Regions from separate parts of the Homo sapiens genome. Here region 1 is linked to region 2. A link is an interaction called in ENCODE POLR2A ChIA-PET data of the cell type or tissue named here. Cell type or tissue: GM12878. All regions are shown on one strand.

Region 1 (5,000 bases), 460 kb before region 2:
TCTGTGATATAAAAACCTTGCTCTTGTCCGGGCACGGTGGCTCATGCCTGTAATCCCAGCACTTTGGGAGGCCGAGGCAGGTGGATCACAAGGTCAGGAGTTCGAGATCTGTTGGGAAAAAGGCTTGTGGGGTGCCTGCATAAACTGGCCATAAAAATATGGGACAATAAGTTGTGGAAAGCCACAAGAGGCCGCTGAGGAGGAAAGCCTCCTAATTGCCATCATGTTCCCATGCTCAGAGTGAGACCTGCTCTCTTATCTGCAAACACTGTGTTCAAGGAGAAGGACACTCCTTTGAAGCACTGGAATGTGGAGAGACATGCAGGCTCCTTGTTAAGCCCACTCCTACTAGCTACTCTCTGTTAAGTTAAAAATACGCTGTTTGAGCACAAAGGAGATTCATTTAAACCGCTACTACTACAGTATGACATACTGTCTCCCTTTCCCCGTTTCACCCCTGAACATCTGCTTCTCAGATCTAAGTGACTGTACTCAATAAATAGTGTGGAGACCAGAACTCTGAGCCCTTTGCAGCCTCTGATTTGCTCTGGCCCCCTGGCTCCCACCTTTATGAACTCTTAACCTGTCTCTTCTCATTCCTTTGTCACCACCGGACTTCGGGTACCTTACGGGTGGTGTTGAGGCTGGTCCCCAACAGAGACCAGCCTGACCAACATGATGAAACCCTGTCTCTACTAAAAATACAAACAATTAGCCGGGTGTGGTGGCGGGCGCCTGTAGTCCCAGCTGCTCAGGAGGCTGAGGCAGGAGAATCGCTTGAATCCGGGAGATGGAGGTTGTAGTGAGCTGAGATCGCACCACTGCACTCCAACCTGGGCGACAGAGCAAGACTCCATCTCAAAAAAAAACAAAAAAAAAACCTTGCTCACAACCCCTCATCTTAACCCAGACACTCCTTTCTCTTGATTCCAGGTCTTTAGATAATAACTCAACCAATTGCCAATCAGAAAATCTTTGAATTTACCTATGACCCAGAAGCGCCCTCCCTGTTTGAGTTGTTTTGCCTTTCCAGACCAAACCAGTGTACATCTTGCATGTATTGATTGATGCCTTTGTCTCCCTAAAATGTATGAAGCCAGGTTGTAGCCCGACAACCTTGGGCACATGTTCTCAGGACCCCATGGGGCTGTGTCATGGGTCACGGTTCTCATATTTGGCTCAGGATTAATCTCTTTAAATATTTTACAGAGTTTGACTCTATTAGTTGAAAGCCTCCGGCATCTGACGCAAATGTTACTGTCTCATTTTATGGATGGATAATGTGAGGCTCAAAGTGAAGCGGCATTGTTGTCTGGGGTAAATACCCTGGGTTTGTCATCTCATGCCAAGAAGATCACGGACACTGACACATATGAGGAGTGAATTTAGGAGGGGAGGTTTAATAGGCAAAAGAAAGAGAGAGGAGAACAGCTCTCTCTCCTGTGAGAGAGAGGGGCTTCTGAAAGGGAAAAAAACCAGCCCACTGCAGACTGCACCAGATTTTATAGACAGGCTTAAGGAGGCAGTGTCTGATTTACATAGAGCCCACAGATTGGTTGGACCGGGGTGACATTCACATAGCGCTCACGGAAGGCTGCCCCCCCAACCCTAATCTTATTATGCAAATGAGCTTTCCACTTGGCTGGTGCCATGTTGCCTGCCCCATGTTGCCTGCCCCTTACTGTACACGTGACTGGAAAGGAGAAGGGAAGATGGAGCCGCCATTTTGAACATACCTAGTCCCAGGTAGCCTTTTCCTATTGGCACAGCTGTTGGCCTTCACCTGTGCAAGCTTCCAGCTTGCTTGTCTGCAGCTGGATTTTACAGGCTGCTCTTTATTGGGAAAGAAAATAATTTTGGGGCTGCTTTTCATTAAAAGGAAAACCTTACAGAGGACTCTCATATCCTCACTATCTGCCTAAATAATTTCTTCTTAACTCCTATATCAAAAAGGGTTTAGTACTTTGTCCAGGACTGCATACCCAGCAAGCATGGAGCAGGAGCGTGGGGCTGGACCCTCTGGCTTTCCCTGCACCACGCTGGCCAGGTGCAGGGAGGGTTGGGCATTTGTACTTCAGAGAGGGGTGGCCTCTTTTTTTGTAGAGGAACTGGTAAGCCCAGAAGAAAGGACCTGCTTTCTGGAATTTTCTTCATGTATCCAGCTGTAACAGTCCATTACTCAATGGGGGATTTTTAGGTCTAAATTTTTTTTTTTTTTGGACCACAGCTGGGCCATCTAGGTACCCAGAATATCAGCCCATGAGCTTGGTTTATCCCAAAAGGCATCTGGCCTCAATGCAAAGTCAGGGCTGCTTCTGCCGATTTCTTTCTTCTTCTACTTTTAAATTCAAATTTACGTAAAAGTATAGAGAACAATGAACCTGACGTTCCCAATGCCCATCCCCAGTCATCACCAGGTTCCCAATGCCCATCCCCAGTCATCACCAGGATGTGGCCCGTTTCATCTTCACCCCCTCCCATCCCCGCACACTCAGGTTATTTTTAAGCAAATTCTAGACATCATCACAGAGCAAAGCAAACCAAGAAGGGAAGAGAATGCCTTTCTTCAGGCCTGCCATACTGAGAAGCAGGAAGGTTTCCAGAGTGTCTGAAAGAGGACACAGAATTTAAAATGTGATGTTTCATGAGGAATTCTAGTTGGAGATGGGCTTAAAAAAAGGAGTACAGTTTTCAAAGTAAAGGGTATTTTTTTTTTTGACAAGTTCTCCCTCTGTCCCCAGGCTGGAGTGCAGTGGTGTGATCATAGCTCAGTGCAGCCTCAAACTCCTGGCCTCAAGTGATCCTCCTGACTCAGCCTCCCAAAGTGCTGAGATTACAGGCCTAAGCCACTGCACCTGGCCACAGGACAACTTTTAAAGACATTGTTAGATCACTGCCGAATTTAGGATGAACTCACCTTCCCCTGTGGATGAAAAATAAATCTTGGGGCCCCCATATCACTAAGCTAAAGGGAAAAGTCAAACTGGGAAATGCTTAAGGCCAACCTGCCTCCCATTCTATTCAAAGTCACTCCCCTGCTCACTGAGATAAATGCATATCTGATTGCCTCCTTTGGAGACACTCATCAGAAACTTAAAAGAACACAACCATTTGTCTCTAATCTACCTATGACCTGGAAGACCCCTCCCAGCTAATTGTTTGTATTTTTAGTAGAGACGGGGTTTCATCATGTTGGTCAGGCTGGTCTCTGTTGGGGACCAGCCTCAACACCACCTGTAGGGTACCCAAAGTCCGGTGGTGACAAAGGAATGAGAAGAGACAGGTTAAGAGTTCATAAAGGTGGGAGCCAGGGGGCCAGAGCAAATCAGAGGCTGCAAAGGGCTCAGAGTTCTGGTCTCCACACTATTTATTGAGTACAATCACATAGATCTGAGAAGCAGATGCCTGGAAAGGTGTTCCGCCTTTCCAGACCCAACCAATGTTCATCTTACATAAGTTGATTGTTGTCTCCTGTCTCCCTGAAATGTACAAAACCAAGCTGTGCTCTGATCACCTTGGACACATGTTGTCAGGATCTCCTGAGTGTGTTCTCAACCTTGGGAAAATAACTTTCTAAAATAACTGAGACCTGTCTCAGATATTCAGGGTTTACACCCCCAAATCAGACCTGCTTTAGAAGTTGTGGGACAGTGATGTTTGTGCCTCCTCCCAGTTTCTCTGTGTACTCTTAGACAGAGCTTCATACCTATGTCCACCCACTTTTATAAATTCTGGCTCTTTTTTTTTTTGAGATGGAGTCTTGCTCTGTCACCCAGGCTGGAGTGCAGTGGTGCGATCTCTGCTCACTGCAACCTCCACCTCCCCAGTTCAAGCGATTCTCGTGCCTCAGCCTCCTGAGTAGCTGGGATTACAGGCTTCCGCCACCAAACCTGGCTAATTTTTGTATTTTTAATAGAGGCAGGTTTCACCATGTTGGCCAGGCTGGTCGTGAGCTCCTGACCTCAGGTGATCCACCCGCCTTGGCCTCCCAAAGTGCTGGGATTATAGGCGTGAGCCACCATGCCCGGCCTGGCTCTATTTTTTTTTTTTTTTTTTGAGACGGAGTCTCGCTTTGTCACCCAGGCTGGAGTGTAGTGTTGTGATCTCAGCACACTGCAACCACCGCCTCCCGGATTCAAGGGATTCTCCTGCCTCAGTTTCCCAGGTAGCTGGGATTACAGGCGCCCGCCACCACATTCAGCTACTTTTTGTATTTTAGAGATGGGGTTTCACCATGTTGGTCAGGCTGGTCTTGAATTCCTGACCTCAGGTGATCCACTTGTCTCGGCCTCCCAAAGTGCTGGGATTATAGGTGTGAGCCACCACACCTGGACCTGGCTCTGTTTTTAGAGCAGTTTCAGTTTTGTAGCAAAGTTTGAGGAGAAAGTTCATATAATTTTTATATACTCCCCTTCTCCCCCAATTTCTCCATTTTAAACATCTTGCATTAGTGTGGTATATGTGTTACACTTGATGAACCAATACATTATTATTAACTAAAATCCATAGTTTATATCAGGGTTTACTCTTGATGTTGTACATTTTATGAGGTTTTTTTTTCTTTCTTTCTTCTTTATTTATTTATTTTTTTTGAGACAAGGTCTTGCTCTGTTGCCCAGGCTGGAATGCATTGGTGTGATCTCGGATCACTGCAACCTCTGCCTTCCAGGCTCAAGCCATCCTCCCACCTTAGCACTCCAAGTAGCTGAGACTGTAGGCGTGTGCCACCATGCCTGGCTAATTTTCTTTCTTTTTTTTTTTTTCTTTTTTTGGTAGAGATTGGGTTTTACCATGTTGCCCAGGTTGATATTTTTTCTTTTTTTTGAGACAGAGTCTTGCTCTGTCGCCTAGGTGGGAGTGCAGTGGTGAGATCTCGGCTCACTGCAACCTCCGCCTCCTGGGTTCAGGCAATTCTCCTTCCTCATCCTCCCTAGTAGCTGGGATTACAGGTGTGCACCACCTGGCTAATGTTTGTATTTTTAGTAGAGACAGGGTTTCAC
Region 2 (5,000 bases):
GAGACCAGCTAGGCAACATAGCAAGACCCTATCTCTATAAAAAGAAAAGTGAAATAATTATCTGGGCTTGGTGGAGCATGCCTGTAATCACAGCTACTTGAGTGGCTGAGGCAAGAGGATGGTTTGAGCCCAGGAGTTTGAGGCTGTAGTGAGCTATGATCATGCCACTGCACTCCAGCCTGGTGACAGAGCAAGAGCAAGACCTTGCTCTAAAAAAAAAAATTAAAAAGGGCTAACTGACCTCTCTCTTTGTGCATGCAGCAGGCCATAAAAATTCCTCTGGGAGGAGGGCTGTCACATACCAGGGTGAGAAAATAGCCCTTATCACCAGAGACTGGGAATTGGGGACTGTGATGGACCTGAATAAACATACTTAATGAAACAATCTTTATCTTCCACTGTTTGACACCCCCATATATCTCCTAGCAACTCCCCTAGAAAATTTATTGCCCTAGCCAGGTTTTCCTGTCATTTCTTCTCAAATGTAATCTAAATAGTGTACAAATAGTATACAAGCATCTATCTTTAGCCACTTGTTTGAACTTCACGCTATTATGAAGACCCCCATGTACAGGTAAAACTAATAAAATGTATATACTTTTGTTAATCTGCATGGTGTCAATTTGGTGTCTAGATCCAGCCAAAGAGCCCACATAGGAGCTAAAGGGGAGCTGGAGGTGACCACTGGCTCCTTTACAAGGTCCAGCCTTTTGATTTCATAGCACAAAATCATGGGCTTTCTGAGGCCAGGCACAGTGGCTCATGCCTGTAATCCCAGCACTTTGGGAGGCTGAGGAGACCGGTGATCATAAGGTCAGGAGTTTGAGACCAGCCTGACCAACATGGTGAAACCCTGTCTCTATTAAAAATACAAAAATTAGCTGGGCATGGTGGCACGCACCTGTAATCTCAGCTACTCAGGAGGCTGAGGCAGGAGAATCGCTTGAACCCGGGAGGTGGAGGTTGCAGTGAGCCGAGATCACACCACTGCCCTCCAGCCTGGGCGACACAGAGCGAGACTCCGTCTCAAAAAAAAAAAAAAAAATTATGGGCTTTCTGATCCTTGGAACTGTAAACACGCACCTCCAAGGCTGACATAGAAGGAGGAGTACAGGAGGCAATCCAGAGATAAGATTTTCTTTTAAATTTTTATTTTTTTGGAGACAAGTCTCACTCTGTTGCCCAGGCTGTAGTGCAGTCATTCCATCATAGCTTACTGCAGCCTCAGGCTCCTGGGCTCAAGTGCTCCTTCTGCCTCAGCTTCCTGAGTAGCTGGGTTATAGACGCGCACAACAAGCCTAGCTAATTTATTGTTTACTTTTTGTAGAGACGGGGTGTTGCTCTGTTGTCCAGGCTGGTCTTGAACTCCTGGGTTCAAGTGATACTCTCGCCTCAGTCTCCTAAAGTTCTGGGAGTACAGGAGTGAGCCACTGCACCTGACCCAATAAGAGATGCTTCAATTATTCTCTCTTCTACTTTTCTGTAAATTCTGTTCAGATTTTGTCCAGACTATCAGAAAAAAAAGAAAGAAAGAAAGAAAAGAAAGAAAGAAAAAAAAAGGAATCAACAGGTCAGAGGCAAATAAGCATTTATTCAGGAATGGGGGTTGCAACCAGGCCCCAGAGACCACCACCCAAGAGGGACAAGAAAGGCTTATAGGAAATTTTTCAGATGACATAAATTACCAGATTATTTTATTGATGGATTAAGCAAAGAAGTTGTTAGTCATTAGTGGAAGGGTACATTTGGGTCAGTTAGGAAAAAACTACACAGACTGTCCCTAAAGATTAGGACCAGATTCCTTGTATTGTATATTGTCGAGAGCATGGTTGTTTGTGAGAGAACTGTTTTTCACAGTTCTTTGTGGGTCTCAAAGTCCACCACCCAATCTAGGCACAGTGGCTCACACCTAAAATCCTAGTACTTTGGGAGGCTGAGGCAGGCAGATTAGCCCAGGAGTTCAAGACCAGCCTGGGCAACATGGTGAAACTCTGTCTCTACAAAAAATACAAAAATATTAGCTGGGTGTGGTGGTGCACACCTGTCGTTCCAGCTACTCAGGAGTTTGAGACAGGAGGATTGCATAAGCCTGGGAGGTTGAGGCTGCAGTGAGCCACTGAGCCATAGTCGTGCCACTGCACTCCAGCGTGGGAGACAGAGACTCTGTCTCAAAAAAAAAAAAAAAAAAAAAGTTCATCATTAGTTCAGTCTGGGGTCAGTAGCCCAAGATAGAGTCCCCGATGTCAAGCGTAGAACAATGCTCTATTCAAACACTCAAATGACCTGTGACAGAGATTCTCTTCTTCACCAAACTCTACTCAGGTTCTCCTAAACTCTTTGTCCAGTAGGTTTCAACTTTTGGAGTTCCGTGTTGATAAAAAAAAAAAATTTCAGGCCGGGCGTGGTGGCTCACACCTGTAATCCCAGTACTTTGGGAAGTTGAGGCAGGTGGATCACCTGAAGTCAGGAGTTCGAGACCAGCCTGGCCAACATGGTGAAATCCCATCTGTACAGAAAATAAAAAAAATTAGCTGGGCATGGTGGTGGGTGCCTGTAATCCCAGCTACTTGGGAGGCTGAGGCAGGAGAATTGCTTGAACCCGCAAGACGGAGGTTGCAGTGAGGCGAGATTGCACCAGTGCACTCCAGCCTGGGCGACAGAGCAAAACTCTGTCTCAAAAAAAAAAAAAAGAAAAGAAAAGAAAAGAAAAGAAAAGAAATGGAGAAGTAGAGCACATGCTCAAAGCACCTTCTCCCTGAGGGTATGGTGAAGGGGGGTTTTTAAGGTCTCTTAGAACATGTAGGTGGAGACTGGGGGGTGGTGATTTATGGAAAAAGGTGGGACCTTCCAGGGAGAACTGGAGCATGCACAGTCTCCTTCTTTCTTTTCCACTGGCACTATATATGCCTAGCAAAGCACATTTCTCCCCATCCCAGGTGAATATTTTCATACAGCGAAAAAGCAAGGATTCAGGTCCGGGTAGCAGGATGGTAGTGTTTACTATACAGACTCAGACTTGGGAGCCACAGTTCTTATCCTGTGGCTCGTTTGTGGTTACTGACATCCGGCCTTCATTTCTGTAAGCAAGCACATCTGCAAGCACAGGTTAATGTCACAAGTTCTGGGGCTTTTTTTTTTTTTTTTTTTTTTATTCTTTGAACGGAGTTCCACTCTGTCGCCCAGGTTGGAGTGCAATGGTGCAATCTCGGTTCACTGCAACCTCCACCTCCCAGGTTCAAGCGATTCTCCTGCCTCAGCCTCCCGAGTAGCTGGGATTACAGGCATGCACCACCATGCCTGGCTAATTTTGTATTTTTAGTAGAGATGGGGTTTCTCCATGTTGGTCAGGCTGGTCTCAAACTCCAGGCCTCAGGTTATCTGCCCAGCTTGGCCTCCGAAAGTGCTGGGATTACAGGCGTGAGCCACCATGCCCGGCCTATTTTTATTATTTTCTTTTTGAGATAAGAGTCTTGCAGCCGGGCGCAGTGGCTCATGCCTGTAATCCCAGCACTTTGGGAGGCCGAGGCAGGAGGATCACGAGGTCAGGAGATCGAGATCATCCTGGCTAACGTGGTGAAACCCCGTTTCTACTAAAAAAATTAGCTGGGCGTGGTGGTGGGCACCTGTAGTCCCAGCTACTCGGGAGGCTGAGGCAGGAGAATGGCATGAACCCGGGAGGTGGAGCCGAGATGGGGCCACTGCACTCCAGCTTGGGCAACAGAGTGAGACTCTGTCTCAAAAAAAAAAAAAAAAAAAGAATCTTGCTCTGTCACCCAAGCTGGATTGCAGTGGTGCTATCTCAGCTCCCTGCAATCTCTGCCTCCCAGATTCAAGCGATTCCCCTGCCTCAGCCTCCCGAGTAACCAGGAGTACAGGTGTTTACCACCATGCCCAGCTAATTTTTGTATTTTCAGTAGAGACGGGGTTTCGCCATGTTGGCCAGGCTGGTCTGGAACTCCTGACCTCAGGTGATCTGCCCACCTCAGCCTCCCAAAGTGCTGGGATTACAGGTGTGAGCCACCATGCCAGGCCTATTATCTTTAAACCAAAATTAGGGATGCCTTTGCTCTCCAGATATCGGGATATCTGGACACTCCCAAGTCTGAGTCTGTTCGGTAAACACTATCAATCTGTTCCCTTAACTGTAAACATCTAGAGGCTAGGAATACCTTTCTGGGAATGCAGCCCCGTAAGTCCCAGCCTCATTTTCCTAGCCCTCACTCAAGATGGAGGCATGCTGGTTTTAAGGCCTCTGACAAAAGCAGTGGTTAGAATCTGGGCTCTAGGCCAGGTTGAAGCTGCAGTGAGTCATGATTGCACCACTGCACTCTACCCTGGGTGACAGAATGAGACCCTGTCTCAAAAAAATAATAATAGGCCGGGCATGGTGGCTCATGCCTGTAATCCTAGCACTTTGGGAGGCCGAGGAGGGTGGATCACCTGAGGTCAGGAGTTTGAGACCAGCCTGGCCAACATGGTGAAACCCCGTCTCTACTACAAATACAAAAATTAGCAGGGCCTAGTGGCGGGCGCCTGTAATCCCAGCTACTCGGGAGGCTGAGGCAAGAGAATCGCTTGAACTCAGGAGGCAGAGGTTGCAAAAAGCTGAGATCACACCATTGCACTCCAGCCTGGGAAACAAGAGTGAAACTTCATCTCAAAAATATAATAATAATAATAATAACTAATACATAAAAATTGGGGGCTCTATAATACCTAACTTAGCAGAGGACAGGTGGGAGGGGGCAGTGAAAGGGCATTTATGGAAAAGCAAATGACTTTTTGGAAGGATGAATGGGCCCTTATGAGAACAGATAGGAGATATGATGGTCTTGTGACAATGAGTGCTTGGGTGTGCTGGCGACTCCTCTCTGAGAAGAGTAGAATTGTTCCTGGGAAGGGGATTTATGACAATTGAGTTTCTTTGACTTATTTTAGGGGTTTTAGAAAATGAAATGCCTTCAGCTCAAAATAATTCTTATGTCAAAGTGGCATATTTT

What was found. ChIA-PET counts read pairs that join two places held together with the same protein. Peaks named below come from ENCODE experiments on the same cell type or tissue, not always from the same donor. Only the 100,000 strongest peaks of a DNase experiment are listed, where the experiment ranks them.
Region 1: POLR2A ChIA-PET joins it to region 2 with 5 read pairs; 2 of 35 experiments call an interaction of 5 or more read pairs at or near these places.

Annotation. Positions count from the first base shown.
Region 1 is chr16:10,784,153-10,789,152 of GRCh38, reverse strand. All of the region lies in intron 2 of TVP23A (trans-golgi network vesicle protein 23 homolog A), which reads left to right. Among named protein-coding and RNA genes, the nearest start is that of TVP23A, 32 kb to the left of the region's middle. In GM12878, no CTCF peak of the experiment used is centred here; no DNase peak of the experiment used is centred here.
Region 2 is chr16:10,327,738-10,332,737 of GRCh38, reverse strand. No RefSeq gene overlaps it. Among named protein-coding and RNA genes, the nearest start is that of ATF7IP2, 56 kb to the left of the region's middle. RefSeq lists silencers at 979-1,179, 2,892-3,186. In GM12878, no CTCF peak of the experiment used is centred here; a DNase peak (open chromatin) is centred at 3,047; H3K4me3 peaks cover 387 bases; H3K27ac peaks cover 310 bases.